7 separate regions of the Mus musculus genome follow, and regions 2, 3, 4, 5, 6 and 7 are each linked to region 1. The links are chromatin loops, found by intact Hi-C in ENCODE. Cell type or tissue: heart. All regions are shown on one strand.

Region 1 (4,000 bases):
CGACATAAAACCGCTCTTCAAACAGGATGTAAAATTTCAATACAACATCTCCCTCTAGGGGCCAATTTTAAATCACACTGGCAATTCAGAAAAGTGAAGTCGCCAGTGTAAACTGTCTCTCAAATACAACAGCCTCTTGCTTTTACCTAGACAAGTCATTGAAAATGACTCTTAAAAAATTTTAAAAGAGAAAATGCCTCTTACCAAATAGCTTCACCTTCATTAAATATCTCAAAAATTAAAACAAAAAATACTATTAAGAACAAATTCTATTGGTGACAGGTGACTAAAGAGAAGCAGGTTTCAAGATGAACTCAAGGCATAAACAAACTTAATGAGTACATGCTCAGAATAGTGGCTTTTTTTTTAAGCTTTGCTTTTATTTGACATGTATGGGCATTTTGCCTGCATGTAAGCCAGTGCACCATGTACATGCAGTACCCAAGGAGGCCAGAAGAGGGCTCCAATCCACCAGAACTGGAGTTACAAAGGTTGTAAGCCACCATGTGGGTGCTAGGAATCAAAGGCCAGACCTCCCGAAAAGAGGCCAGTACTCTTCACTGCTGAGCCATCACTCCAGTGTTTAAAATAACTAGAAAAAGCCAAGGACAGTGGTGTTAATGCCTGTAATCCTAGCACCTGTGACTCTGACCGAGGAGGACTGATATGAGGTCCAGTCCAGAGTGGTCTGTGCAGGAGAACACTGTTTCAACCACCACCGCAGCTGCCACCACCCCCGCCCCCGCTGCCCACCACCTTCATAACAAATCAGTGCTGCGGGAAGGAAATAAATTACCGCCCCCAGAAAGAGCGGTCTCTAGTGAACCCTGGTACATCTACAGTTCTCCACGCCCAACAATGTGCACGCCCAACAAAGTGACTTCCACACGAGGGAAGCACCCTGAGCGGCACCCCAGCCCAGTTCCAATTTTAATTCTCTCGATGGTATTGTCAAGAGTAAGGTCAGGTCTCTTTTCTTTTTAAGATTTATTTATTTTTATTTTGTGTATATGTGTTTGTGCCTGAGTGTATGCCTGTGCACAACATGCATGCATGCATTGCCTTCAGAGGCCAGAAGAGGGCACCAGATCCCCCGGGTCTGGAGTAATGGACAGTTGTGAACAGCATGTGAATGCTGAGAACCAAGCCAAGCTCCTCTGCAAGAGCAACAGAGCACTCTTAACCACTGAGCCATCTCTCTAGGCCCCATTCTTACCTTTCAACCCTGTCAGCTGTATTCAGTACTGTAGAAGAGAAATAAGTATTTCTGTTGAAAATATCGTTAAGCCAAATAATGCCCAATAGTATTCAAGTCTTCTCACAAAGCGAGCCCAGGTTTTCTGAGAGAGATGTGCCAGAGTCACCCTATAGCCACCCCTTCAGTGTTTTTACTGATGCTGTGTTTAAATGGACACTAACATGGCCACCAGAATTCCATCTACAAGACTGGTGTAGTTTGGGACCTGGGAGGCACCTCAGAGAATAAAGGTGCTTGCTGCCAAATCTGACAACCTGAGTTCAACCCCTGGGACCCCATGTGGTGGAAGGACAGACAGCACCAACTCTGGTGAGCCGTGGGTAAATATGATAGAAGTCAAAGTTTCTAGAGTTGGTTGTTGTAATCCACAACTGTCACCCCGGCACATAAGAGCCTGAGATAGAAAGAGCAGATGTTTTTAGGCTAGCCTGGGCTACACTGTAACCCTGTTTCTAAAACACAAAGGAAGGAGAGGTGGTTTTCCCACCCACTGGAACCAGTCAGGAGCCTTCTAAGCCAAGCATTGTCCAGTCCCCAATTCTATAGCCAGGCCCAGGGAACCCCAGACAGATGAAGTTTGGATTTACAAGTACACACCTAGACAGTTTTAAAATGCTTCTCCTAGAACAGTGGTTTTCAACCTTCCCAATGATGCAATCCTATTAACGGTTTCTCATGCTGTGGTGACCCAAGCATAAAATGACTTTTGTTGCTACTTCATAACTGTTATTTTGCTACTGTGACGACTATTAATGTAAATATTATCTGTGTTTCTGATGGTCTTGGGTGACCCCTGAACTACTGGCCTAGTGAGAAGCTCCTGGCTGCCGGCCCACCCTTACAGGTGTAGTGCTCTTGACTACCACTAGGGGGCACTGCGAGCCAACCTAAGACACCACATCCCCCTTACATGTAAGCCTTCAGTATTCCTTTACATAGAAGGGCCTGTCATCTTAGGTAGGCTTCCTAGCTCAGAGGCATCTAGAACTGATGCAAAACACATACACACACACTTACTTCGTCTGGGAATTGGGCTTAGCAGGCTCTCCTGTTGACCTGTCCCTCCCAGAAGCTGTTGGTCCCAGGCAGTTGGCGGAGAATTTCCAGTCTTTTCTGGCTGCACTAAGTGGGGTCACTGTCTCTTTACAGCTGTACCCCTCAAGTATTGGCCTCCTATTCACACCTCCTGTCTCTCTTTAGATCACTTTCCCCAGAACCTAACAACAACAACACTTGGCACTGTTAGGTAGCCCAGCTATTTTCTGAGAACAAACTGGAACGGAGACCTCTAAGTCTAATCTGGGTACTGAGGGAAGCAGGAGAGGCCACCAGGCCCCAGAGGCAGTGAGTGTTTCTGATGGAGTCCAGGACACTGAAAAGGAGCTACACCCTACGGCTCCTGACGCTTTAAACAGTTAGAAAGCAGAGATGGTCAAGTGAACATCGTGACTCTGTGGCTTATTTCTGGCATTAAAAAAAGAAAGTTTTTCCCTAGGTTCTTTACATAATATGTAAAGAAGGGGAGACTAATTGAGCAGACTTCCCAAGGCCTATAGCAGACAGATAAAGTACATAAGCCACACAAAGTTCAGAATGATTCAATGTCACTTGGGGTGGCAGTGGCCTGAAGTTTGAAGTGTATGGATGGTATCCAGCACAGCCAGGACACTGGAGAACAATGGGGTCCTCCCTGCTTACAGGCCAGAGCCTGCTTACAGCAGACTCTGTCAGCTCCTGGCTTTCTGTGTTTGCTGCAGTGAGAACATAGTCCTGTAGGGGTCAGTGAAAGTCCAGTGTCCAGAAATGTCCAGTTCTCAAGAAGTGGAGGATTTCACCCCAGATCTCACATGTGGGCTCCCAGCACAGGGGAGCAAGCTCTTACCATAGTGGCCTCATAGGTAGCCACAAGTCTAGAATCATCTCACAGCTAAGTGACACATGAGATAGCCTTGGAAACACAGTAGGTCTCCTGTGCCCCCATACTACCATCAGTGCTGGAGATGCTAGAGCATACTAGGCAAGCACTCCTCACTGAGCCACACTCCCTAACCTAGAGGTTCTGAGCAGATTTTGAAAACCATAACGGCTGTAGCCCTGGTAAGGAAAGCCGACTCTTCAGAAAGAGCAATCAGGGTGCATAGAAGACTGAGCCCAGAAGGACAAACAGGAGGAGGATGCAAAGGACACTGCAGGCGGCACCAGAGGCAGAAAGCAGGACACTCTGCCTGCTTTCTATCTAAGGGGACAGAGGCTTCCTGGTAAAGGAGCCCTAAACGTAGGAAAGATTGGGCTTACAGCCCGGCTCTGACACTTGATCAAGTAACTGCACAACTGCTGACTTCCGGGTATGTAAATGAGCATGGCAGAACCCCGCCCCCCAATCATGCAGGGCTACCTAGGGCCAGACCGGTGAATTCAGAGCTAGGGCTTCTTGCACAATGGTTTCCTCATGTTCCATAAAGGATGCCAAGTCTGTTAGGGTGATAGGCCTGCCCTGCCCCCAGCCCCAAAGAACTGCAAACAGAACCAGCCATAAAAAAGGGGGAGAAAAGAGCGGGAACAAAGGTCTTGCCACTGCCCGTTTAACGGCTTCCTTAACACCCAGGTGGCGTTAACCCTCAGGTTGATTGCTCAGAAAAATGTAAGATTACTGCTCCGAAAAGCTGCCAGCTATCCAGGACTCATATGGATCACCCATCTGTCACTTAAGTAGACAGTAGTAATGGAAGATACACCTCCCTT
Region 2 (4,000 bases), 580 kb before region 1:
TTGAGGAGGAAAGGGTTTGCTTCACCTCACAACTGTAGCCCATCATGTCAGGGCAGGAACTCAAGGCAGGAGCTGCAGCAGAGGCTAAGGAAGAATGTTGCTTACTGGCTCACTCCCCAGGGTTCACTCAGCCTGATTTCTTACACAGCCCAGGACTGCTTGTCCAGAACAGGACAAACCATGTGGGCTGGACCCTCCCACATCCATCCTCAGTCAAGATCCTGCCTCACGGGCCAGCCTGCTGGGGTATTTGAGGTTCCTTCTTCCCAGATCATCCTAGCTTGTATCAAGTTCACACACACACACACACACACACACACACACACACACACACACACACACAAAACCACACAGAAAATCCTAACCAGCACAAAGGCCAGGGAGGACTCCGAAAAATGGACCATCATTACTCATCATTACTCCAGCCTGAACACTCCTGTTTAAAAGACAAAGGAGCTCTGGGAAGCAGTTGCAACTGGGAGGCAGGTGGCAAAAAGCACCAAAGATGGGGATAAGGTGAGTACAAAAGTCATGCCAAGTACTGGCATTTGCTAAGCACTTACCAGAGGCTGGTAAGATTACAGTAAGCAGGAACTGGGCTGGTCCTTCCTGAATTAAGGAGGTTTCCCGATCTCCCTCCTCTATAGTGTCAGTAAACACAGAAGGCTCGCCATATGCCTGAAGCTTTAGTGTGTCTTTCACTTACTCTCCCTGTGACCCTGCAGAGGATCCATTATACAGATGTTAATGTGGAGGTTCAGAAAGGTGAAGTGACACTTATATGATGCCACAGAGCAAAGTGCCCTGGCTAGGCCTCAAGCCATGCATATCCAGCCACAGCTTCCATGCTTTTGGTTCCTTTTGTTTTCCATCAGGTCTCAAGGTCCAAACAGAATTGGAGCCCTCAAGGACTTGGGCTTCTGTGATCTGCTCCCAAGCGCATTCTCAAAATACTTTCCTGCTGCCACTGAAGCGCCAAAGTCCTGGTCTCTCCCACCAACTCCCTACTCCTGCTTCAGGCAGCAGCAAAGGATGCCTTCGTGGCACAAGGCTTCCACCTGGTGTATGTGATGTGTATAGCAACCCTAGAGACAGTGAGGCCAGGAACTGACAGGTTCAGGGACTTCTGTGACCAAGCTCAGTGCTAGGGGGACACCTGCACTGATCCCATTTAACCCTCATTTGGCCCTATAGAACCTACTTCCTTTGTATGAAAAAAAAATATCTCAAGAAAAGTGGGTGACCATGAACAAATAGGGCTCCCACTACATGAGGTCTCCAGAGTAGCATGAGCTTCATAGAGACCTGATGATCAGTAGATTGCTAGGAGATGGAGGGACAGAATGTGTGTGTGTGTGTGTGTGTGTGTGTGTGTGTGTGTGTGCCTCACAGAGATAGAATTTCATTTTTGTTGGAAGGAGTCTAGAGACAGGGCTGGTGATGGCTGTACACAGTTGTGTCAGCTCACTTCCTGTTGCTGTGGAAAAAAAAAAGACCCCAACAAAAGCAACTTCAGGAAGGAAGAGCTATTGGATCACAGTTCAAAGGTGCACTTCAGTCGTGGCAGGTAACGGCAGCAGGAGCGTGCCATGACTGGCTGGTTATGTCGCATCTGCAGTCAGGAAGCAGAGAGAGATGAATGTTGGGGTTCAGCCCTCTTCTACTTTTCATTCAATCTGGGATTCCCAGCCCCAGGGCAGCCCACATTCAGGATGGACTATCTTACCCCCGATCAATATAGCCTAGAATCTCCCCCAAACGCCCAGGGCTCTGTCTCCTAGTGATTCCAGATCCTGTAAAGATGGCAGTGCTAACTATCACAGGGACGCGACTCACTGAGATGGGTCATGGTAGTAGCATGGTAGATTCCCTGCTGTGTAGCTTATCACCACATCACTCCGTGACCCAACTAAGAGATGAGTAAAAACCTCAACCCAAGAGAGCGCGTTGAGTCTGTCCTGGGTGCAGGATTTACAGAGCGCTCAGCGTGTGCCTGTTGGTGTTGTGCTTGATAGGTATGTTCGGATCCTGCTCCTTGGTGGGCACTGCCCAGGCTCTTGACATACAGTGAACCAAACCTGTCCCATGATGGAGCTGATAGTAATAAATGCTCAAATGTCAGGGAGGGGGACATTGTGCTACAAGGAAACAACAGAGCAGGATCAAAGGATAGTGAATGGCTTAGTGGGAGATGGGAGCAATCTGGGAGGGCTTTCCCAGGAGGTGGCATTTCAGAGTTACCTATCCCCACTGCTATTTTGTTACAGATGAGCCACCCATCTGAACACAGATGCTAGGTAGGTATCACACAGCTAGGAAGTGACCTGGCCTGTGAAATACCAACACTGGAGCCCCTATCTCTTCCCTTTAGCTCGACGGGGGTGGCTAAGCTGAGCCTCTGCCAGTTTCCCTGCCAGTCAGCCATGTGCCAGCAGGTGGCACTGTGGCCTGATAACAGACACTAGTGACCATCCTGCCCCAGTGGCTGGAAAGGCTGTTAATGACAGGCAGGTAAAGGGATACCTGGGCCTGAGGCCTCACGGGACAGTGACAACCCTCTTGTCAGGAAGGGCAAGCTTTACTCTTTCAACCCTCTTGGTCACATCCAGTTGTCTTGACTGGATGCTGTCTCTGTCTCCGACTCTAAGGATGAACCCACAGGTAAATGGCAGAAGCTTTGGGCTTAAACTCTGGGGTTAGCTGTGCACTTACACCACAGTGTTTCTTGGAACCCTCCTGTGCTGAGTGAACCCTGGGGCTTAAGAAGAAACAGTGTAGAGATGTGTGCCCCAGAGGCTTCAGCTGGTACCCAGCACATGGAGTCTGTGACCTGTTAGGGAGATTTCCTGAAGCAGGGAAGCCAGGTGTGGGGGGTATTGCATGACTGGAGAACTTTAGACAGAGCTGGTTGTGAAGACACGCCAGACTGCAAAGGTCATATCTGAACCAGTGGGATGTGAGGAGCCACAGAGATTCACAGGGGACTGGTATTCGTGGCAGAAGGATAAAATCAAGGGGTCTCTCAGGATGCCGGAGCCAGAGCGGAGTAAGCCAGGACCAATTTGGCAGGAGGCTAAGCACATCACAGGGGGCCTTGTGTATTAACCCAGAAGGGAAGGAGACAGGAATCATTCTGGGATAAGGTGTGACATGGCTCTGGCTCCCACAGTTATAGTCCCCTCATAGCCATTCTCTGTGTGAGGAGCCAGGCAGATGTTCAGGGAAGGAGGGGTTGGTATCTGCGCACAGCCAGGACAGCCCAGGTCAGGCTGTGGCAGAAAATGACTCCATGTGGTCCCAGGGCTTCTCTCTGTGGCACATGGCATGACATGGGTTTGGCCCAAGTGAGTGACAGCCCTTCCCTGGGATTCCACCGGGTAGAAGACAGTCAGTTTAGGCTGCAGGTGCTTTCCATGTGTGGTTCCAGCTAGAGGAGGAGTCTGGCACTGATAACAGCAATGTGCATGACCAAGAGGTACATCTTCACAGGTCGGAGTTCAGGGAGGGGAGGGAACTCAAGCCTCCGGGATCTCAGAGGACACTGGGCCAGCAGTGGACGCCACACTGCTCTTAGGACTGCCTATCTGTCACAGTGAGCCTTCTTTTCTAATGAACATAAATTCCAGTTACACCTGCTCCCATTTGGAGAACTGGCTACCTCTGCTTTTCATGGAGAGAGGCTGTCGGGGCAGAATCAAGTTCCCAGTCTCAGCTAACAGCTTCTTCCCTGAGCTTGGCCTCCTACCCAGGAGCCAGGACTCCTTTGAAGTCCACCATCACTGTTTTATCTCTGAAAATACTTCACCATCTTGCAGTTCCACCCAGAGACCAGTGCCTCTTCCCTTCCCGCCTCTCCTCACCCTCTACACCAAGCTGGCCACAGGTCTCCTGCTAAGTTACAGCCTCTCTTCCTCTGAGCACCTCTGTGTGTGAGGAAGCCCAACATTTTACCTTCCCTGACATTCAAGGCTGACATGATTTGAACGTGTTCTCTGAGGAT
Region 3 (4,000 bases), 610 kb after region 1:
ACGCGCAGCCTACTGCCTTCATCTGCCACTGACCAAAACATCCCTGCGCAGCACAGAAGGTCACTTGATTGCGTCTTTCTCCATCATGATCAGTAGAACACCAGCGCTCAAGGACTTTGCATGCCGGTCAGCACCACCCTGGGAGACAAAAAGCAAATGTGAAAACTGGGTTTACTTTCTGGCTGGAGCACCTGGCATTAGAAAGTGGGTGCCGCCCAGCAAGGTCACGTGTGACCACAGCTTCAGAGAAAATGACCAAAGCAAAGGACAGAGGGGAAGTGGGCTCACCGTGTAGCCACTGCCAGACAGCAGCTTCCACGACAGAACTACTTGGCCCTGGCCTCCTCTGTCCTGTGTCCTCCCTGAGGCAGGCCAGCAGTCACTGAGATGTACCTATCTCCCTGCAGGAGTGACAGTAGCAGGGGTGGATACCTGGGCCCTCCCTGCAAATGCTCATGAATGGGACCTCACTAACTACAAATCCTGGGACCAGACCTGGGGTCTCATCCTTCCCAGCTATCCTCAGGCCTCAGAGTGCTACCACCACCTTCCGACCCCAGGCAGGAAAGTCTGGCTTATGTGTACTCCCTGAAGCAGCTTTTGTATTCACATAAATAACAGGAGAAATAATATGGCGATCGGTTTCCATACCCACCACCCAGATTTATTTCCATGGATTTTGTTTTGTTTTTAAGAAATGAAGCATTAGAGGCAAAATTAAAGCCCCTTTATCCCCTGCCAATTGGGCACCATAGATGACTGGGCATTGGTATATGAACATATCTACATGTACATCCAATACGTGATACATTGTGTTTTAATTTTCATAAGGTTATATATTATCCTGTATCTTTATCATGTGTTTAAAATTTGCCTATCAATACGCTGACGGAGAAACGTGTTAGTAAGTTAGTTTGTTCACCTTTACAGCCTACTGCCATGCAGTATTCTACTCTAAGGATGCTGTACAGTGTGTGTCTATGGCGCATTTTATGACTGTGCCATCCATATAGGGAGAAACAGTTAGGCTCTTTCTCTCAAAACATACACAAACATGCACACACGAATGCACAGGCACACACATGCACACTCAACTACATGCCACATTTTGATTTATACGAGAAGTCTGGCTGGAGGGGGGATCCGCATGTAAGGGTGCTTTCTGCTCTGCCTTGGAACCTGAGTCCTATTCCCAGCACCTCCACCAGTGGCTCAACTGCCTGTCACCCCAGCTCCAGGGGATCCAACAACCCATTCTGGCTTCGCCAAGCAGTTTGACCCATGCATACATATATACATACATATATACATAAAATATTTTTCTTTAAAAAGGCATTTGGGCTGAGAGACAGCTCAGTGATTAAGAGCGCTCACTGTTCCGTCCTGCAGAGTCCCAGTCCCAGTCCCCACGTCGGGCAGCTCACAGTCATCAGCCTGTAACCCCAGCTCCAGGGGGATCCCACCTCTGGCCTGGTTGGGCACCCGCACTCTTGTGCACAAACCGATACACAAGACACATATGCAGACACGGTTTTAAAAAGAAGATCTTTGTATGTCTACGAGTAGTACACACAAGTTTCTCTAAGAAATTAGCCCCACAATAGGATGTGTTAGGCTGTTAAAGGAAGGCAGAGAGAGGTGGGCATAATAAACCTGAGATCCAGCATCGCCTCGAGCAAGTGTCAGCTCTGTGTGACCTTGGACAAGTCACTTACCTGTTTGCATCTAGTGAAGCCAGTGTTCTGATCTCTAACTTGGAGGATCTTGAAAAGGATCAAGCTCCTGTCCCTCTAAAAAAAAGGAGTGGAAATGGGCCAGGTGACTTCTTCAATAATACTATGGTGATCTGGGTTGTTTTAGTTGGGTTTTTATTTTTTTCTGACAACCACAATAGCCTAAAGGCAGCAGCTGGATACCATGCAAAGGCCCAGCAAACCTCGAGGGCTCGCTGCTCGCCCCTCACCACGTGGCCCCAAGTTAATGCGGAACCCTTGTTTATAGGTGAAACAGGAGTGGCCCCCACCCCGGAAAAGTGGTCGAGTGGTCATAGGGCGTCTAGCAACACGGGCCTCTCCTTTTCTGTGGTTCAACAGATTCTCCCTCAAAACTGAGGAAGGCTTGTTCTGCCAGCAGGATGAAGCTGGATCGCATCCTGGGTCGGGTAGATTTGGTGTTTCCGCAGCTCTAGTTGAAGATGGTGCCCATCAGCACAAGGCTTCACCTGGAGTGGTTGAAATTTGCTGAAATGCCGCCATCTCGTGGTTGAGATGCAACACTGCAGGGTCCGGCCTCTCAGGAAAACAATGGTGCGACAGGGTCTGCCCAGCCCTGCTCAGAAATGCGGCCGGCTCCCCATTGTCTGCGGGGTAAAGTCCGAAAGCCAAGCCTGGAATTCAAGCTCCTCCACAATCCGCCCCACCTTGCCTATCCGGCCTTATCTCGACTCCGACCTCCTGCCCCGGCCAGGTCCAGCTCCTCCCTGAACCTCCAAGCTGAGTCCAGCCTCTCACTGTGGCCAGCCCTGTGCTCCAGACAACCATCAGGCCCCCAGCTTCTAAGCCAGCTCTTCTAGGAAGCCTTCCTAGTCCATCAAGGGCCCCACCGCCATCACCTGCCCTCCCACCAACTCTTAACAGAGTCGTGGTTTTTTTTTTTTTTTTTGGTTTTTTTTTTTTTCCAACACTGCATGCTTGTTGTTTGGGTGTTTGAGCTAAGCCCTAGAGTCCCATGAGGCCGTTGAGGCTGGGAGTCCATGGAGCCTGCTCTGGTCCCAGCTACCCGAAACAGAGACAGAGGTGATAGCACCCAACTCACAGGCGTGCTATGACAACCACACAATGGCCATAGTAGAGGTGAGCAGGATGGCTAGATAAAACACAGGGCATCATCTAGTTGACCTCGAACTTCAGCCTTGAAAACTGTCGAATCTATACACCAAATTTCATGCCTATAATCCCAATACTTGGGAGATGAAGATCCGAGTTCAAGGTTATTCTGTGCTACATGCAGAGTTTGAAGCCAGCAACATCAGACGGTTTCTGAATGGGAAGAAAGGAAGAAACTGAAGGAAGGGAGAGAGAGAGAGGCAGGGAGGGAGGAAGACAAGGTTATAACTGCTCCTAAGTATGGTGGAGGAGTAAGTTTATTATAGATATAAGGGAGAGATAGCCAGAGGCAGAGACATCTGGGAGAGTCCAAAGTGGTCATGACCTGAACCATATGGGGAGAGGGGGGAGGGAAAAGGAGAGACAGGAACCAAGTACAACAGCCAGGAGGCCAAAGGCCCAAAAGGAGAGGCAGGTAACCAAAATATCTGGGTTACATAGGGAAGAGTCTCTGGGAAAAGGGCAGCCCTAGCCCAGCCCCTGGGCTGGAGAGTTCAGGGTAGAGGGCAGGGGCATAGCAGCCATATCCTGTAACAGGTAGGGACTAAGGGATGCTGGAAGAACCTGGTGGCCAGGTCTACTTTGATATGTTAAATAGGCACCTCAGCCTATTGTCCCAAATTTGAAACTTAACAGTTAACAGTTTCAAACCCCTTCCCCTTCCCCCACCCTCACCCCCAACAAAAAGTACGTGGGAGGGGGGGGCAACTTTTTAAAAAAATATATTTTAAAAAATTATGTGTTGGTTCTGTTCATGACTCACATTAAGATTCGGTGTCCCCAGACAGTTGGGACACCTTTAATCCCAGCACTCAGGAGGCTGAAGCAGGTAGATCTCTGAGTTTGAAGCCAGCCTGGTCTACAGAGTTAAGTTCCAGGACAGGAAGAGCTACACAGAAAAACCCTTATCTGGAAAAACAAAACAAAAAACAAACAAACAAAAGATTTGATGTCCATTTCCTGCTGTGTTTACTATGTAGTAGACAAATGTCCTTTATACTGATAGAAATGTTTGCTTGTTTTAGTCTATCAAAAATAGTTTACACCTTTAATCCCAGCATTCGGGAGGTGGGGGCAGCTGGATCTTGATTCCAGACAGCCTGGTCTACAAAGCG
Region 4 (4,000 bases), 100 kb after region 1:
TGACAGAGAACAGCCCAGGCCTAGTGAGCTCCCGATTTGTCCCATGATGCCTCTCGACATTCACAGTCCCATTCTTAGTCCCATCTACCAGATCCTTCTTAAGAGTGTCACATCTCCTTTGTGTACATTTCTGTGGCTTTTACAGAAGCTATTTTGGGATGTGAATAACTCAAACATGCAAAGTGAGTAACCTTGGGCTTCTTTTCCTGGTTAACAAAATACCACTTGTTCTCCGAGAAGGCTGCTCTGCACGCGCTGCTGGAGAGCAGTCTGCTTGCTATTTGAGGTTAAGTGAGTGAAAAATAAAAGCATCCTTACTCGAGGGGAAAATGTGCGGATCTGGTTCTCCAGCGAAAGGTGAACTAGGACCTCGTCTCCGTAGCAGTGCTATTTGTGAGAGTGAAAAGCAGCGAGCACTTGGGACCCTGCCAGAGGGGCTTGGGAAAAGGAGAAAGCCCTCACATTTGTGAATAGCCGTTTGTACCTACTGGGAACGCTCTGACCTGGACCTGGACTGCACACGCGGCATTAGCAATCCCAACCGCAGGAAGGAAGGGTGATGCCTGAAGGGTCTTTCAAAGGCGAGATTTGTGGGTACCTTTCAAGCCAGGGAAAAAGAGTTACACGAGGGACTCCAGTTAACAGTGACAGCAGAGACTACTTGAAGTGCAGAGTGACCTCCTAGTTTCAAAGACCCCAGACCTGCACAGTCCTGTGACACTCCCTCAGCTCCCACCTGAACATTCCCATCTCAACATCAGGGCAGGGAATGCTCTAAGCTGTCACCGCTTGAAGCCACGAGGGCTGGAGTCTGGTCAATCTGCCGGACTGTGGGCTCTCAGGACAACTGATGTGGGGGTCTTCATTTTTATTCCTTCAGCATGCAGAGAGGAAACTTGGCTGCCTTTCGAGTCATTAAATGAATTGCTCAATCTTTGCATTTCAAAGGTGAGGTGCCCAGAAGCTGGCTCCCAGTACTGCAGAGCCAGAACTAGGAAACCAGGTCTCCCACTCCCTAATTCACTGGGATTTTTCTATCCGCAGAATGTAAATCAATAAAGTTACATCACGGCAAGAAATCACCTAGGGGTGACATACTAAAAATACCACTTAATTTTATATTTTACACAGATGTTCATATGGCATGTGAATTTTTTTTCTCGATAAAACTCATTTTAGTTACTTAATATATATTTTTGGGACAGTGCTTACTGTTTAACCCTGGGTGGCTTAAAGCCTAGGCAGATCAAGCTGGCCTGAAATTCAGAGATCCACCTGTCTCTGCATCGAGAGCTGGGATTAAAAGCTTGTACTACTATGGTTAGCTCCATTAAACACTTCAAATTCCATGATTCTGGAAAAATATCTGTTGTAGGGTTTGGGATATATCTCAGTGTTAGCCTTCTGGGAACCATGCCCTGCACTATGCATAGATACACACACACACACACACACACACACACAGAGAGAGAGAGAGAGAGAGAGAGGAGAGAGAGAGACAGACTCAGAACTTAAAGCTGTCCAGGAAATAAAAATAGGTATCTTTTCAACCATGAGGCAAGCTGACAGGAAAGTATAATATACATTGTTTATTTAATTTTTTTTTCTTTTCTTTTTTATGATACAGGGTCTCACTATGTAGTCGTGGCTGTCCCGGAACTCAGAGATCCACTTGCCCCACCTCCTGAGAGCTGGGTTAAAGGCATGCACCACTATGTCAAGCAAAAGTGTAAGAGAAGTTTAATTTATAGTCAACTCTTTCTAGAAATGCCCATCTTTCCAAATCCTTCATAGCCTTTTTGAACACTTGCTAGTGAATGAGAAATCCCCTTTCAATTTGCAAGCTCCAGACACTCTGGGAGCTTTAGGCAACATCGTCTGATAGAATGTCTTTTAAAACTTAAAAACGAGGAGTTCACATATTTCAGAATTCTTTTTTAAGACACTTGCTCATTTTTCTTGTAGAAGATACCACTTTTGTTCAAGTGTCACAGTGTTTGCTGCCACCTATAGGTGAAAAGTTTGACTGTGGACCCTAATAGGAAGAGGTAGGCAGATTTATTCCCACAGGAGAGTCAAGAAGATGGAGAGGGGGAAGGTGCTCACATATCATCATCAAAGATTTGCTTCAAAATATTTATTTATTTTTAATGTGTATGAGTAAGCTTAACATCCATATGAACACATACCATATGTGCATAATGCCCAAAGAGACCAGAAGATGTCAGAGCCTTGGGAAGTACAGTTACAGACAGTTGTGGTCCCACACTTGGGACACGTGCTGAGCACAAATGAGGTCTAGGTTTACTCCCCAGCAAAAGAAACAACTCAGAGGCCATCGTGTTTACTCTGTGATTTTGTGATGGTTTATATAATCTTGGACCAGGGAGTGGCACCATCTGGAGGTATGGCCTTGATGGAATAGGTGTGACCTGGTTGGAATAGGTATGTCACTGTGGGTGTGGGCTTAAGACTCTCACCCCAGTTGCCTGGAAGTCAGTCTTCCACTAGCAGCCTTTGGATGAAGATGTAGAACTCTCAGCTCTGCCTGCGCCATGTCTGCCTGGATGCTGCCATGCTTCCACCTTGATGATAATGGACTAAATCTCTGGACTTGTAAGCCAGCCCCAGTTAAATGTTGTTTTTTTTTATAAGACTTGCCTTGGTCATGGTGTCTGTTCACAGCAGTAAAACCCTAACTAAGACAGATTCCATAGCATTTTTGGGTTCTAAAAGATAATTAAACAAACAACAAAACAAAAAGCTTAACATGCTGGCGAGGTGGCTCGGCAGTTGAGGGCACTGGCTGTTTGTCCAGTTCCCACATGGTGTAACTCCAGCTCCAGGGGAGCAGACACCATCTGCTGGCCTCTACAGGCATTGCACACATGTGGTGCACAGATATGCATTGTAGGCAAAACACCCATTTCCATAAAATAAAAAAATAACTCTTGAAAAAGTTTTAAAGTATTCCTGGCAAAAGTATAATAAGGAAACATTTGCACACATTTGTACACTTTGGTTCAATTTTCTTTAATGTAAAAGTATCAGACAGCCAAGAACACTGAAAGGGGAACAGCATTTGTGAGTTTCTCTAAATTAAACACTTGGGAATGCTCACCCATAGATGACTACCCCGAGGTGAGGGAAGACCTAGCCAGCGAGCAGCGCGGGCCATGCACTTACATGGGAAGCAGACGTTAGAAGACTAGGTATGCTGGGTTCTAAAAGCTGAGTCTTTTTGAGCACACAACCCTGCTTCTAATTTCCAGGCAGGGCAGGATTACTTCCTCCATTGTACAGGTGGGTAAATTGAGATTTTGTAACTAACCGTGTAAGTTCATATGAAGGTAGGGGGTGGCAGAAGACTGAGGCATGATGCTTCTCATTTTATACCCATTTCTGCTCCATTAAGCTACAGAGTTTGCAAAAACAGACAGACCTCAAGGAAAAGAAACCCACCCAAATCAAATCCCACAATCGTCCAGTGGCAGAGCCCCTGCTGAGCATCACACACTCTTGGGACTGTGCACACACTATGGTGCACATCTGTAGTCCAGCTACTATGGGAACATGATAGGACTACGTCTCAAGGAAAAGCAAAGCAAGAAACAGGAAGAAAACTTGAGACAGAAAATGGATACTTTTGGTTTCTAAAATTTGCTTTCTAAAAAACTTTCATCTGTAGTAATTTCCTCAATGTTGGTTTTGCTAGTTATAGGACCTTGAAGTGATATGATCACGAAGCATACAATTATTTCTTGTGAATATCTGAAGCAGTTTCAGTGCGCCTGCTGCTCCTGGACATTTAAAACTGCTTCTCCTGGAACAGGGATGACGCTCAGCTGTATATCGTTAACCGGTTTGCATCAGGCCCTGGGTTCCCACCCCAGCACACACATTCTAGCCCAATTAAGAGACACAGGGAAGACATCGCTGTGTGTTTACCTAAGTATGTACACGTGTAATATGCACACGCATGTGTAAGGGGCACACAAAT
Region 5 (4,000 bases), 470 kb before region 1:
CTCACCGAACTTGGAGCTCACTCACCTCCCCGGGCCCCCGCTAGCCTAGCTGGCCAGTAGGCCACAGTCCTCATTCTGTCTCAACTTGGTCTCACACTCTGTACTCGGGTTGCGCAGTCACACTTGGCTTTTTAACATGGGTGTTTAGGGTCTCAACTCAGTTTCTTAACTTCAGTAGCAAGCAGTCTTCCCCTCCCCTCCCCTCCCCTCCCCCTTTCCCTCCTTGTCCCTTCTTTCTTTCAGTACTGGGGTTCTAACCTAGGGTTTCATTCATACTGGCAAAGTGTTCCCAACTCTGGTTAAGAGCATTGGTTGCTTTTGTAGAAAACCTGGGTTCAATTCCCAGTACCCACAGGCTGTTCACAACAAACTGGTAATCTAATTTCAAGGGATCTGCTACCCTCTTCTGGCCACTATGGGTACTGCATGCACACAGTGCCCAAATACCCAAGTAAACAAAAACACTCATACACATAAAATAAAATAAAATAAAATAAAATAAAATAAAATAAAATGAATCTTGAAAGAAGTTTTTTTTTGAGACTCTGCCTTACCACATTGTTTAGGTCCACTCTGAACTTGAGATCCTCCTGCCTCTGCCTCAAGCTCTGCAGTTACAGATGGGATGGGATTTGCTTTGACTGCCCTGTAATGCTCAGACGGACTTAGATGTCTTCCTTCCAGGGAGAGAATAGCAGTTCTGTGACGAGATTTCAAATGCTCCCACAGCCGAAGGCATCACAGACGCGGTGGTGATCAGTGTTGTCCTGCATTGTGCTTGTGTGTGTCAGCCCTCCCTTTACCTCCGGGAGCATCTAATCAAAGCTCTGAGGTGGGAGGTGGCGGCTCTGATGCTCTCCGTACATGGGCTTAGCTTCCCTTCCTCAAGGCTGAGCCTTCTTCACAGTTGCTAGCTAGAATCCTCTAGAACTCAGTTCCATTCATCTGTTGTCAACACGGCCAAGGCTATGGAAAGCTTCCCCCGGAACACAGAAACCATACCCGGGCTTTGCATGAGTGTTTTCTAATTGGCATCTAACAACGGTGCATATTTAGTGTAGAAGATGGTATTTCGATATGCTAAGTAGCATGTCTGCCATCTTGTCAGTTTATCACCCACCCTCCTGAGGTTCCTGGCACCCAGAATCCTTTCATCCAGCTGTTTTAGGGATGTTCTGCACAACCTCCTTAAGCACATCTGCCCTGTTGTGTATAGAGATCTCCACTCGGTATGAGGCTGTGCCTGGAAGCGAGCCCCCTCCACTCCTGCCCTTCCTCCACAGCCTCTGTGAGCCTCCCCTCTCCTCCCCTCCTCTGTCGGTAGTGTCTTCAGATGCCTCGAAGAAGTGACATCATAGAGTCTTTGCGTTTCTGTAGCTTTCTATCAGTGAAATAAATGGAAGTGCCTTTTGAAAGTAGGTTCTTTACAAAATGCATAAAGTAAACAAATGGTGGGCTAGGAACCACACAGATCCAGTAAAAGGGGTAGTGATGGAGGCAATGGAAGGACAGAGAGAGGTATGGATGTAGGGAAATTGCTTTTTATTTTATTTCTTTTTATGTGTCTGTACAACGTGTGCATGCAATACTTATACAGGCCAGAAGATGGCGTCAGATTCCCCCGGAACAGTAGCTGCAGATGGTTGTGAGCTGTCATGTTGATCCTGGAAATAGAACTCAGATCCTCTGCAAGAGAAGCTAGTGCTCTTAACCACTGAGCATTCTCTCCAGCCTCCAAGAAATTGCTTTTTGATTGGTAAATTTGGGGGCTGGCAGATATGAGACAAGAAGCAGGCCAGTGCGCTGGGACCTTTGCAGTGGCCTGAGAGAGAACCTGAGTTTGTATCTGAGCCTGGACCCAGCAGTCTTCATGCAGGGGAAGGAAATGGGTGGGTGGCCGGCATCCAAGCATTGCCAGGGGCCCTGGAGCTGAGCCCCAGGAGGTGGCACTGGCAGGAGCCACAGACAAGCCCATCAGCAGATGAGGATACTGGCTTCGGTGCCCTCTTCTGGTGCTTAGACAAAGAAATCACTGGAAATGAAAACAGAAAACTGTGGGCTCAGTTATTGCCCTGGGGCCACAGGGAGCTTGTTCCCAGAGAAACAGGGGATCAAGAGGCACACCTGACTGCTTGGCCCCAAACCTGGCTAAGGGGCAAGGGATTAAAGACTGGATTCCTAAGCCCCAGGCCAGACCTTATGGACTCTTCTCCAGAATTTGGCCCGGTGTATCTTTTCATCACTTCTGTTCCCTTCTTTCTGTGGCTGTGTTAGAGCCTCCAGGTTTCTCTCTGTAGTGACTCTTAAAGTAGAGAGCACACCGGTCTTTATGAGCCAGTCTACCCCCTAAGCTGCCCTGGAAGAACTGTGCCTCTTACAGAGTGTGCAACCTCCCTGTCCGTCCTCTTGCCCTTCCCAGAGTAATCCCTGCCTGACATTCGAATTGTTTTTAGCACATGCTGGATAACATGCAGCTTTGGTCCTTTTTGTGTCTGGGGTATTTACTTCACATCTCCAGTCCCCACCCCCTCTGTTACAGCAAGCCATAGGACATTGTTCTTTTTTATGACCGAAAAGCATTTCACTATGTGTGTATGCAACTTCTTTCATCTCTCCCTCTATTGATGTTTCCTTGGCAATTCTTATGATCTCAATCTAAATACAGGCTTTGTGCAGAAGCTCTGGCTCTAAGGTGACCCAGCATCACGGGTGTCAGTGGGGAGCCTGCTACAAACGCAGCACCCCACATGCTGCCTCATACATTTTAACTTGAGCCCCAGAAAATACATGTGTGTAGTAAGATACTCAGAGAACTAACTTAAGCCAGCCTGCTAGTACACACCTGTCATTCTAGCGCTTAGGGTGTGGAGACAGGAGGATCAGAAGTTCAAAGAGTTCGAGGCCAGCTTGGGCTACATGAGGCTCAGTGTCCAATTAGTTAACTAATACAGAGCAAAGAAATCATGTAGGATGATCCCATGCCGCTTTCTTCAGTTTCCTTCCATGGGAGGAGCATCCTGCAAAGCTCTTGGCCAGCATCACAATCAGCATGATGACATCACTGCTTCCAGGGCAGTGGCATCCCAGCATCCCTTGCCTCTGATGATCACTCATCTATTGTCTATATCTTTAATTTGATTCTTTCGAGGGTGCTGCATAAACAGAATCGTGTAGTAAGCAGCCATTTGAGCTGGGCTTTTCTCGTCAGGATGCTCTGTGCCTGTTGGCAGCCCATCCTCTTGGGCTGCAGAATGGCAGCCAGGACTTCTTGGAGGCTAAACACACAGCTGACCATTGAGCTACACCAGAGGCTCCAGCTTGCTCCCCTTTTATTGCCGAGTGGTATTTTGTGCTGTGCTACATTTGGGGGCTGCGAGCGTACAGCAACTGGGTGACCCACCAGTGAGTTCTTGTGTGAACACCACTTTCCTTTCTCCGGGGCAGACGATCAGGGGTGCATTGTTGAGCTGTTGGGAGCCACATGTTTAGGACTCTAGGTCACAGCTGTACTCTTTTCTGTGTGTCCGTGTGGTTTCCGGTTGTCATTGGGAGTATGCAAAGAGCATGGTGCAGTCTCTGCACACTCCTGGGTGTTTCTGCCACAGTTCTTTGTTTCAACCACTCAGTATGTGTGCAGCAGTGTCTGCTATGCTTTCCATCTTCATTTCCCTCGTGGCCAGTGGCATTGTGTGTGTGTGTGTGTGTGTGTGTGTGTGTGTGTGTGTGTGTGTGTGTGTGTGCTCACGTGCTCGTATGCATGTACGTGTGTATGTGTGTGTGTCCTGGTGAAATGTCTCTTCATGACACTCCCTTGACTCCTGATTGGATTGTTTGGTCTTTACTGCTGAGTTTTGAGGGTTTGTTTTTTTGGTTTTGGTTTTGATTTGGTTTGGCTTGTGAGGGGGAATATCATGTAACCTAGACTGACCTCAAGCTCACAGTGACCTTGAACTTCCAATCCTCCTGCCTCTACTTCCCCAGTACTGGCCAATAGTCATGA
Region 6 (4,000 bases), 520 kb before region 1:
AGCAAGCCTGGTGGCCAATGCTGGCTGGAAACAGGCAGACAGGTGGACTAGCAGACAGCAAGAAGCCTTCTGGGGTCTATGTAGGTACCAAGGAGGTACGGAGGAGTAGGGCCTGAGCTGCAGATTTGAGGGCTATTTGTATAGCGTGTATTTTATAGCTACCAAATATATTTTATAACTACCAAATGCCTACCCAGGTGCATTTTATAGCTACCAAATGTATTTTAAGCTCCCAGATGCCTGCCTTTCTAGGCAATTTCCATGTAGTCTCTTGATTTAGCTGGGCTCCTTTCATTTGCTCGCTGACTTTTCTCTGTTCTTGAAGAGGCTCACTGATCCTCATTAAGGAAATGCACACTGTTGTTCCTTGCACAGAGTTATGGCCAGGCCACACATATGAACTCAGGGCTTTGAATAAGACTTGTCCCTGGGGGTCTTGCTCACCGTGGTTTTTGTAGTCCCAGGGACCTCTCTCTGGGCTCTCTGGGTAACTTGGCTCCAGCCTCCCTGGAGGACTGCAGATGGCCCGGCTCTTGCCAGTGTCTCCCAAGGCTCCCTGTATGAATCTAGGGGAAGGATGATCTTGCATTTAAATCAGGCCATTCCTGTTTCTCCCTGAGAATAGGCATATTTGAAGCAGAAAGGGCGAGAGAGACTGTTGCAGATTCAGCTGTACAGTGCCACTTGCCAATCCAGCCAGGGCTCAGGGCTGGGAACACGGGGCTCTGTCTTGGGCCCACCACCTTCCAGATTGTGTCCTGGTCAAATGTCCTGACTTCTCTGTAACTTGATGCCCTCCCTGTGTAGTTAGCTGTGTGACAGTACAGTCTTGTGCCATATAATGCTATTTTGGGCAAAGATGGATTGAAGGGAGGTCAGTATCTCCTAAGATTACCATGAGGCAGAACAGACATTGTCACCACAGGCGGTGATGCTATAAGATCAATCAGTGGGACATATGCAAGGCCTCAGTTCACATACGTGTTTATGCCTTATATTTTAACAAACATGTTTGAGAGGTAAAATAATTATAATGACAATTAAGCCCAGGTATGATGAGAGTACACGCCCATGAGAGCAGCTACCGGGAGGTGGGGGAATCAGGAGTGCATGCTCATTGCTGGCTACATAGTGAGTGTGAGGCTAGCCTGGGAGACGTGAGGCTCTGCCTCAAAAACAACACACACATGCACACGCACACAACCAACAACCTCCACTAACACATACACACAGACACAACCAGCAACCTCACTAACACATATAAATGCACACAAAAACCCACAACCTCCAGTAACACACACACACAAAACCAACAACCTCCACTAACACACACACAATCTCCACACAAAACAACACGCAAAACAACCAACAACCTCCACTAACACACATATACACAAAACCAACAACCTCAACTAACACATACACACACACACAAAATCAACAACCTCTACTAAAATACACACCCACAACAATTTCCACTAATACACATATGCACACACACATGTACACACACACATGCACACACACACACACACACAGAGCTAGTAAAATGGCTCAGTGGGTAAGACTGTTAGTTGTTCTTGCAGAAGACCTGAGCTCAATCCCCAGCAGTCACATGGTGGCTCACCACCACCTATAACTCCAGTTCAATGGGGTCTGACGCTTTCTCGTCCCCATGGTCACTAGGCAAGAACATAGTGCACAGACTACATGCATGCACACCCACACACATAAAATAAATACTTCTTAAGTATTATAACCATTCTTACAGAGGCGTCATGTACAACGTTCCCGAAGTCTCTGGCAGTGAATAGAACTTTTTCTAGGCTTTACAGGTTCCCAGAGTAGTCTCTGCCCTGTAGGATCGATCCCACCATAAGAGCAGCAACAGGTGGCCGAGTTTTCATCTTATTTCATATATTTTTGACTGCATCTTTTCTATATCTGGATTTTTTTCATTTATTTATTCATGTTTTTTTTTTCTCCCCTTAAAAAAAAAAGTCTTTATGTGTTTTGAAAATTTGCCTATATGGCCATGCCTTCCATACATGCAGTACTAGAGGAGACCAGAAGAGGTCATCAGAGCCACTGGGACTGGAGTAGCTGATGGTTCTAAGATGCTACGTGAGCCCTGGGAACAGAATCCAGGTGCTCTGCTCTTAGCTGCTGAGCCATCCCATCCCTCCAGCTCCTATTTATGGTATTTGTTTGTTTGTTTGCTTGTTTATTAAAGAAGACAAGAGTCTCACTCTGTAGCCCAGGATGATCTTTCTGTGTAGCTCAGGATGGCCACCTGCCTCAGCTTCCCAGGTGCTGGGATTTCAGGTGTGCAGCCGTGTTAGCTTAGACATGTCTAGATGTCTGAACGCTCACTGTGTGTTGCTGGTGCTTGTGGTATACTCACAGGCTGTGCTGACTTGCAGCTGGGGGCAGCGGTTCATGCTATACAGCCTAGGTATGTGGCAGCCTCTGCCAGTCTGCTGTGTTTGTGTGGCAATGGAATGGCACGTGTCTCGTAATGAATCATGTCACATCCCTGTCCCTTGGTGATGCCTGACAATTTACTGCCAGCATCGTTTATGAGTATTAAATGAGTCATGAAGCTTGAGTGAATTACTATTTGAAAAGCATCGACAACAGGGGCATAAGTGTATTAAATAAGCTGATTAATAAGCAGCTGCCTGGAACCCCCCTACCCCCCCCCCCAGGAAGTCAGCTGTCGGTTTATTGGATTGTCAGTTTGCAATGGCGTGGCCCTGTCCCTGAATGCCAGGGCCTGTGTGGCCCTTTCTGAGTGGCATTAGCGGCTCAGAGTCCTCAAGTTGTTGGGCACCACTGGCGTTTGCCAAGGCTTCCTAGGTAAGGCACGCTAGAGCCTGGGGACAGGTGGGTTTGGTGGTCATCACTGGGACCTCCCGGTCTTTTCCTGGACCTGTTTGGCTGCAAGTATGTCTGTTCGTACTGGTGTGCAAAGAGACCAGACAGAGACATCGGGTCCCCTAGAGCTGAATGGCTATGAACTCGCAAGTGGGTGCTGGAAATCCTCGGAAGAGCAGCAAGTGTTCTCAACCACTGAGGTCACCTCTTCAGGCTCCTGGGCGCCAATCTTTGGCTTCCAGGGAAGCATTTTAATCTCCCTGGCCTCAGTTTCCTCATCTGGAAAAAGGACAAAATGGTGATGCCCATCTTATAGCCTTATTGAGAGCCCAGTGTCCCAGACCCCAGCTGGCTCCTCCTCAGGGAGGGCTATCTTGCTCCAACCTGTGATCTGACAGGTTATCTGCACAGCTCCCAGCAACCTATCGTATGGGAACAGTATTTGCTGGCATCCCTTCACCTGCAATGACTTTGTTAGCAGCTGGCACCTAGTAGGTGCGCAATAAAAACCTACCCAATGCAAGCTAACAGGTAGCTGCGTAGCCCACCACGATGTCTCTGTTTAATGCAGGGCCACTCAGACTGTGAAGTTGAATGGCCTAGGAAACCCTGGCTGGAGGCAAACCCTTTTCACGACTGCTTCAGGAGCTCGATAAATATTTGTCGGTAATTTATCGATTGATTCTCACAGCACCTGGCACCGGGCTTGACTGAGGCCTTCCATTAGTAAGTCGGGAACACGAGATAGACGATGTTTCCTCCCTCGCCTCTCCTGTAGGGGGCTGGGTGCACAGGAGGCTTTGCCCGGCTAAAGCTCTGTCCAACTGGAGGAAGATAAAAGGCGAGGCAGCTGGAGAACAAAATGTCACCGTGATTGCCAATCAGCGGGGCCGAGAGTGAGTGACTGGAAGGCAGAGCTGGCTGGGCTCCTGCCCAGGTGCAGCAGTGCTGGGCGCTGGCCCCTCCCTCCTGGGGAGAGAAGCCTGGCAACCTATGCACTGCCCTGTGTGCACGTTTCCTTCTCGATCCATGTGAGTGTGCGCGTGTGTCTGTGCATCGAGGGGTTGGGTGCTGACTAATTACCTGTGTAAGCAGAGGATTGAAGAAGCAGGGTCACCATCCC
Region 7 (4,000 bases), 340 kb after region 1:
AGGGTCACCTGAGCGTCACTGTTCAGAGTCATTGCTGGGAATTCATTACCTAAGCCTAACTGATCCGATTGAGCTATCCACACATCCCTCCCACCCTAGATGGCAAACTGATACATGCGGTCTAAGGGGTCCACTGTGAATCACACAGTTCTTGCTTTTCCACCAACACCCTTTGCCTAAATTTCCCCAGGCTGTTTACATAGGTTCTCACTTACCTTTCGCCCACGTGCCCTCTTACATTTTGTGTTCCTGTCGTAGCAATGCCGATCTCAATGGCCTATGCCTCTCTTGTAGCCTCTCCCTAAAATGATTTCCCTCTTTTGTTTTTGGCACGGCTCACTGTTTTGGTAAAGAAACTTTCACCACAGTATAACTAACATTCTTCAATCATCCAAAGATGCCGCCTGCTCAGCAGCTGCTGCCTCTCCTCCTGGAGTTGTGGTTTTCTACTTTCTATCAGGAGAGATTGTTCTTCCCTCTTTGTTTGTTCTTCACTCCTGCCAGGATGCAAGCTCTTTGTAAACAGGAATCTGCTCATCATTTCATCTAAAGGGCTTAGAAAGCATCCAGAATCTAGCAGCCACTGACTATAGTCACACAGGGCTCTCCAGGTGGGATCTCATGTGACTTCATCAGTACAGTGCAGGCCTAGACAAACTAAGAGGCCATCACTAGGCGATGTGATTTCATGAGCCCACCAGCATATATGTGGCCAATCATTGACCTAAATATTGTTATGCAGCACATGACTGAACATCACAGGTGCTCTAAAAAAGGTGGTTGAGAGCAGTTTGCCCAAGTTGCACTCTGTTGTCTGTAGAAAAGGTAAACTACAATAACAAATATAAATCTAATTTTAATACCTCTGCATTTAGGAATAGTTTACCTTTGTCATTTATAATGACCTGTTACTGAATTCCTATCCTAACTTGCTTTTCTTATGCTACCTCTGCCCCTGTAGGTGACACAGAACATGACTGATGATGTGTCCCCATTTGTAATCAGCACCTTTGATGGCCCTCTCATCCTATTTGGGATTAATGTCAGGATCCTAAGGGACCCTTGGTAGCATGCAAACAGAAGAGCTATAAATCAAGAATCATTGCCTGGGTCCCAGCCTACATGTCACATCTCCTGCCAAACCCCTGCATGTGTCATGTATGCCACTCCTCACCCAAGCCACTCTTGTTAGCTTCATTTGTGACCATGCAACCACAGGCTGAATGAGAAAGAACTTACAGCTTGAATCACATAGCCCCATGATTTGCTCTTTGCCCAGTAATATAGAAGAGGACCAGGACAGAACTGTGACTTGGAAAACATAAGCTAGCTAACCACTGTGCATCCTCCCAAGAGTCAGGGAGGCATTGACCACATCACCAAAAGCAGAGCGAGCGGTCAACAACAAAGCTCCATTTGGCTGTCAATGACTAGGTCTCAGCCTGGCTGGAATATTAACCTCCAGGCTGTCCCATGCAATGAAACCTCTACAGTGGTATGCTGTTCTCAGGGTGGCAGTGACACCTTGTGGCCAATGATTGCAGAGCCTCTGTGGTTCATACTTAGCCTTTTGCCTGGTACCCCTGCTGTCCCATCCCCCAAACATACTCAGTCATTTAGAGTAGAAACTTGCTTACTGCTTCCATCTCTAGGGCTTAGGAAAAACCTAGTACCCAGGACCACTGACTATGTCAAGAACAGCTTGACAATTGAGAAACCCCTGAGAAGTGTGAGATGAATCACCAGGATCTGAGACAGGCCTGAAGCTGGGGCTGCGGAGAGCTGGAGCTGCTTCCTAGACTCCCACCTTCAGGTGGCCAGAATTTCAGGTGCTGATTCAGTGAATCTGGTCCTGGTCTTTCTCTGGCACCCCATTGTTATATATTTTACCAGCTCCCTGTTTGGCTTGTGGATGAGGTCCATAGAGACCAAGTTTAAGACCAGGCCTTGGGAAGCATTGACCTGCATTGATGTGCATCTGGGAAAAAGTGAAGCTCGCTCTCTCTCTCTCACTGCCTGAACTGATCAGAAAACACACTGAATGTTGCTTCTAGTCCAAGGGTGGTAATATAACAGGATGGATTCCAACTGAGAGGAGAGGCCAGGATGTTGGGGCTTGTGGCTCATCTACTTTATGGACAAAAGTAAGAGAGCTGTGGCAACAGAGGATGTAGTTCAGCTGGCAGAGTACTTGTATACCACGACTCAAGCGTGCGTGCCTTGGGATCAGTCTCCAGCATAGGCATAAGCCAGGTGTGGTGGCTCCCTTGTAATCTCAGCCTTCTTTCGGTGGAGATATATGAATCAAAAGCTCTGGGTCATCCTTCACTATACAGCAGATTTGATGTTAGCTTAGTATACATGGACCTCTGTCTCAGACCAAACAACATAAGCTAAAGGAGCTTCAGTTGACTACCAGCTGTTTCCAGAAGGCTATGACTCAATGTCTTTAGCTTTCTGATGCCGTCACGGATTAGAAATGGTCCCAGAGGCAAATCTGCTGGAAGACAGGCTTTGACCTTGTATTAAGGAATCAACTCGCCGATACTGAGAGCAGCAACTGCTGCTCGGGACCATGTGACTGTCACATTAATGTTCAGATTTCAGCAGGATAAGCTACTTACTGGGTGGGGAGGTGGTGACAGGATGGGTGGGGGCTGATGAGGCAAGTAGCTCTCAGAACCTTCCAGAACTAGAGTACTGTGCTCCAGGCTGAGTGTAACCACCAGACCTGGGAGAGGTAGTGGGAAAAACTTAGAATAAAAGGACTGGGGTGGGAGGTGTTGGAGCAATGGCTCAGTGCTTAGGAGCACTGGCTGCTCTGGCAGAGGGCCCCCTCTAGTTCCTAGCTCACAGCTATCTGCAAGGATTAAAGATACTTTTCTCTAACTTCTGTGGGCCCCAAGCATGCACACGGCACCCATACATATATGTAGGCAAACACTCATACATATATGATAAATTTTTCTGTGAACTTGTACAAGGAGACCAAGATGAGAGGGGATCTCTTCACTCTGAGAACAGCCTCCAGGGCTGGACGATTAGGGAGAGGCACAACCATCCCTTCAATCCCATATCAGGACTGTTTCACTTGTTCTAAGAGGTAAAGTTAGGACAAACCAAGGCCTTCCTGCTTCCCACAGCAGGCCCGGCTTGAGAGAACGTGTTCCCCAGTGAGTAGAAGCTGAGAACTCCAGGAGATTGGGGGCAGGTTCAGATAAAGCCACCAGTGACTAGATCCCTTAACGAACTATTAAGAGAAACCAGTTATTTTGGGATTGTCTTTACTTTCATGGACATCTTTAATCACTCAAAACTGACATTCTGACCTAGGGTGACCTGATCCTCAGAGCCCCCATAGGACTTGTGGCCCCCACGGACCATTTCTGGTGTCCTCAGGTTATGGAAGGGCCACTATCCAGGCAGTGGTCTTTGCCCAAGAGTAATTCCCCTGGGAAGGAAGGGGCATCATCTCATTCCTGGATACCTTTTATACCCTTGCAGAGGAAGGAAAGGGGCAGTGGCAACTGAAAGGTCTCAAGGTGCTGAAAACATACTGTCCCCTTTGCTCTACAACCTCCTGACCACATTCCTTCCTGCTGCTTCATTCTCCCTGGAGTACTGGACCGGGGAAGCAAGGCCTGGGGGAGCTGATCAGAATAGTTCTGTGGCGTGGCCAGCAAGGAGCTTGGCCTGGCCCCTTTCCTGGGGCCAGACCCTGGGACCCTTTCCCAATTTCCTGTCTCAGATATGCTGAGCAAGCACAGGCCTTCCTCCTGGTGGGGGCAGCTGGTGTTAAGCCAACAATTCTCAAAAGTTGAGTCACTCAATGTCTTTCCTTCCTCAGCTTTCCATCCTGTTGGGGCCTCACTTAGATAGGAGCTCCTCTGCCAGTCTGTCTAACAAAAGCCACAGGGTGGGAAATTAGATGTACCTTCAGCAAAACCCCCATAGATCCTCATGGGCTACGTTTCTCTCTCAGGCCAGTGATCTGCAATTG

The links. Hi-C counts contacts between places; a loop is a spot of excess contacts. Peaks named below come from ENCODE experiments on the same cell type or tissue, not always from the same donor. Only the 100,000 strongest peaks of a DNase experiment are listed, where the experiment ranks them.
Region 2: a loop joins it to region 1, with 5 times the contacts of the local background. A loop is called at or near these places in 6 of 42 quality-filtered maps.
Region 3: it touches region 1 in a loop (4-fold over the local background); 4 of 42 quality-filtered maps call a loop at or near these places.
Region 4: it touches region 1 in a loop (8-fold over the local background); 27 of 42 quality-filtered maps call a loop at or near these places.
Region 5: a loop joins it to region 1, with 5 times the contacts of the local background. A loop is called at or near these places in 3 of 42 quality-filtered maps.
Region 6: a loop joins it to region 1, with 1.9 times the contacts of the local background. A loop is called at or near these places in 2 of 42 quality-filtered maps.
Region 7: a loop joins it to region 1, with 15 times the contacts of the local background. A loop is called at or near these places in 13 of 42 quality-filtered maps.

The regions. Positions count from the first base shown.
Region 1 is chr6:114,926,513-114,930,512 of GRCm38, forward strand. It overlaps a transcript of Vgll4 not described here. Among named protein-coding and RNA genes, the nearest start is that of Vgll4, 6.7 kb to the left of the region's middle. In heart, CTCF peaks have their summits at 94, 419 (motif pointing right), 2,115 (motif pointing right), 3,016 (motif pointing right) and 1 weaker place; a DNase peak (open chromatin) is centred at 2,119; H3K27ac peaks cover 723 bases.
Region 2 is chr6:114,342,913-114,346,912 of GRCm38, forward strand. No RefSeq gene overlaps it. Among named protein-coding and RNA genes, the nearest start is that of Gm38875, 53 kb to the right of the region's middle. In heart, CTCF peaks have their summits at 1,069 (motif pointing left) and 2,430 (motif pointing right); a DNase peak (open chromatin) is centred at 2,419; H3K27me3 peaks cover 1,559 bases.
Region 3 is chr6:115,536,826-115,540,825 of GRCm38, forward strand. It overlaps Gm36355 (a long non-coding RNA gene), which reads right to left. Exons shown (of 7, transcript XR_869382.3): 3 at 2,222-2,359; 4 at 1,716-1,790; 5 at 34-138. Among named protein-coding and RNA genes, the nearest start is that of Gm36355, 5.8 kb to the right of the region's middle. In heart, a CTCF peak has its summit at 2,265 (motif pointing left); a DNase peak (open chromatin) is centred at 2,276; H3K4me3 peaks cover 567 bases; H3K27ac peaks cover 638 bases; H3K27me3 peaks cover 1,458 bases.
Region 4 is chr6:115,027,451-115,031,450 of GRCm38, forward strand. The region is part of intron 3 of Tamm41 (TAM41 mitochondrial translocator assembly and maintenance homolog); the gene reads right to left. Among named protein-coding and RNA genes, the nearest start is that of Tamm41, 8.4 kb to the right of the region's middle. In heart, CTCF peaks have their summits at 2,010 (motif pointing left) and 2,867 (motif pointing left); no DNase peak of the experiment used is centred here.
Region 5 is chr6:114,461,328-114,465,327 of GRCm38, forward strand. All of the region lies in intron 1 of Hrh1 (histamine receptor H1), which reads left to right. Among named protein-coding and RNA genes, the nearest start is that of Hrh1, 65 kb to the left of the region's middle. In heart, CTCF peaks have their summits at 411 (motif pointing left) and 1,606 (motif pointing right); no DNase peak of the experiment used is centred here; H3K27me3 peaks cover 957 bases.
Region 6 is chr6:114,404,730-114,408,729 of GRCm38, forward strand. All of the region lies in intron 1 of Hrh1 (histamine receptor H1), which reads left to right. Among named protein-coding and RNA genes, the nearest start is that of Hrh1, 8.8 kb to the left of the region's middle. In heart, CTCF peaks have their summits at 2,067 (motif pointing right) and 3,640; a DNase peak (open chromatin) is centred at 3,732; H3K27me3 peaks cover 1,662 bases.
Region 7 is chr6:115,266,568-115,270,567 of GRCm38, forward strand. The region is part of intron 10 of Syn2 (synapsin II); the gene reads left to right. Among named protein-coding and RNA genes, the nearest start is that of Timp4, 16 kb to the left of the region's middle. In heart, a CTCF peak has its summit at 1,527 (motif pointing left); DNase peaks (open chromatin) are centred at 1,514, 2,614, 3,194 and 3,644; H3K27ac peaks cover 440 bases; H3K27me3 peaks cover 3,632 bases.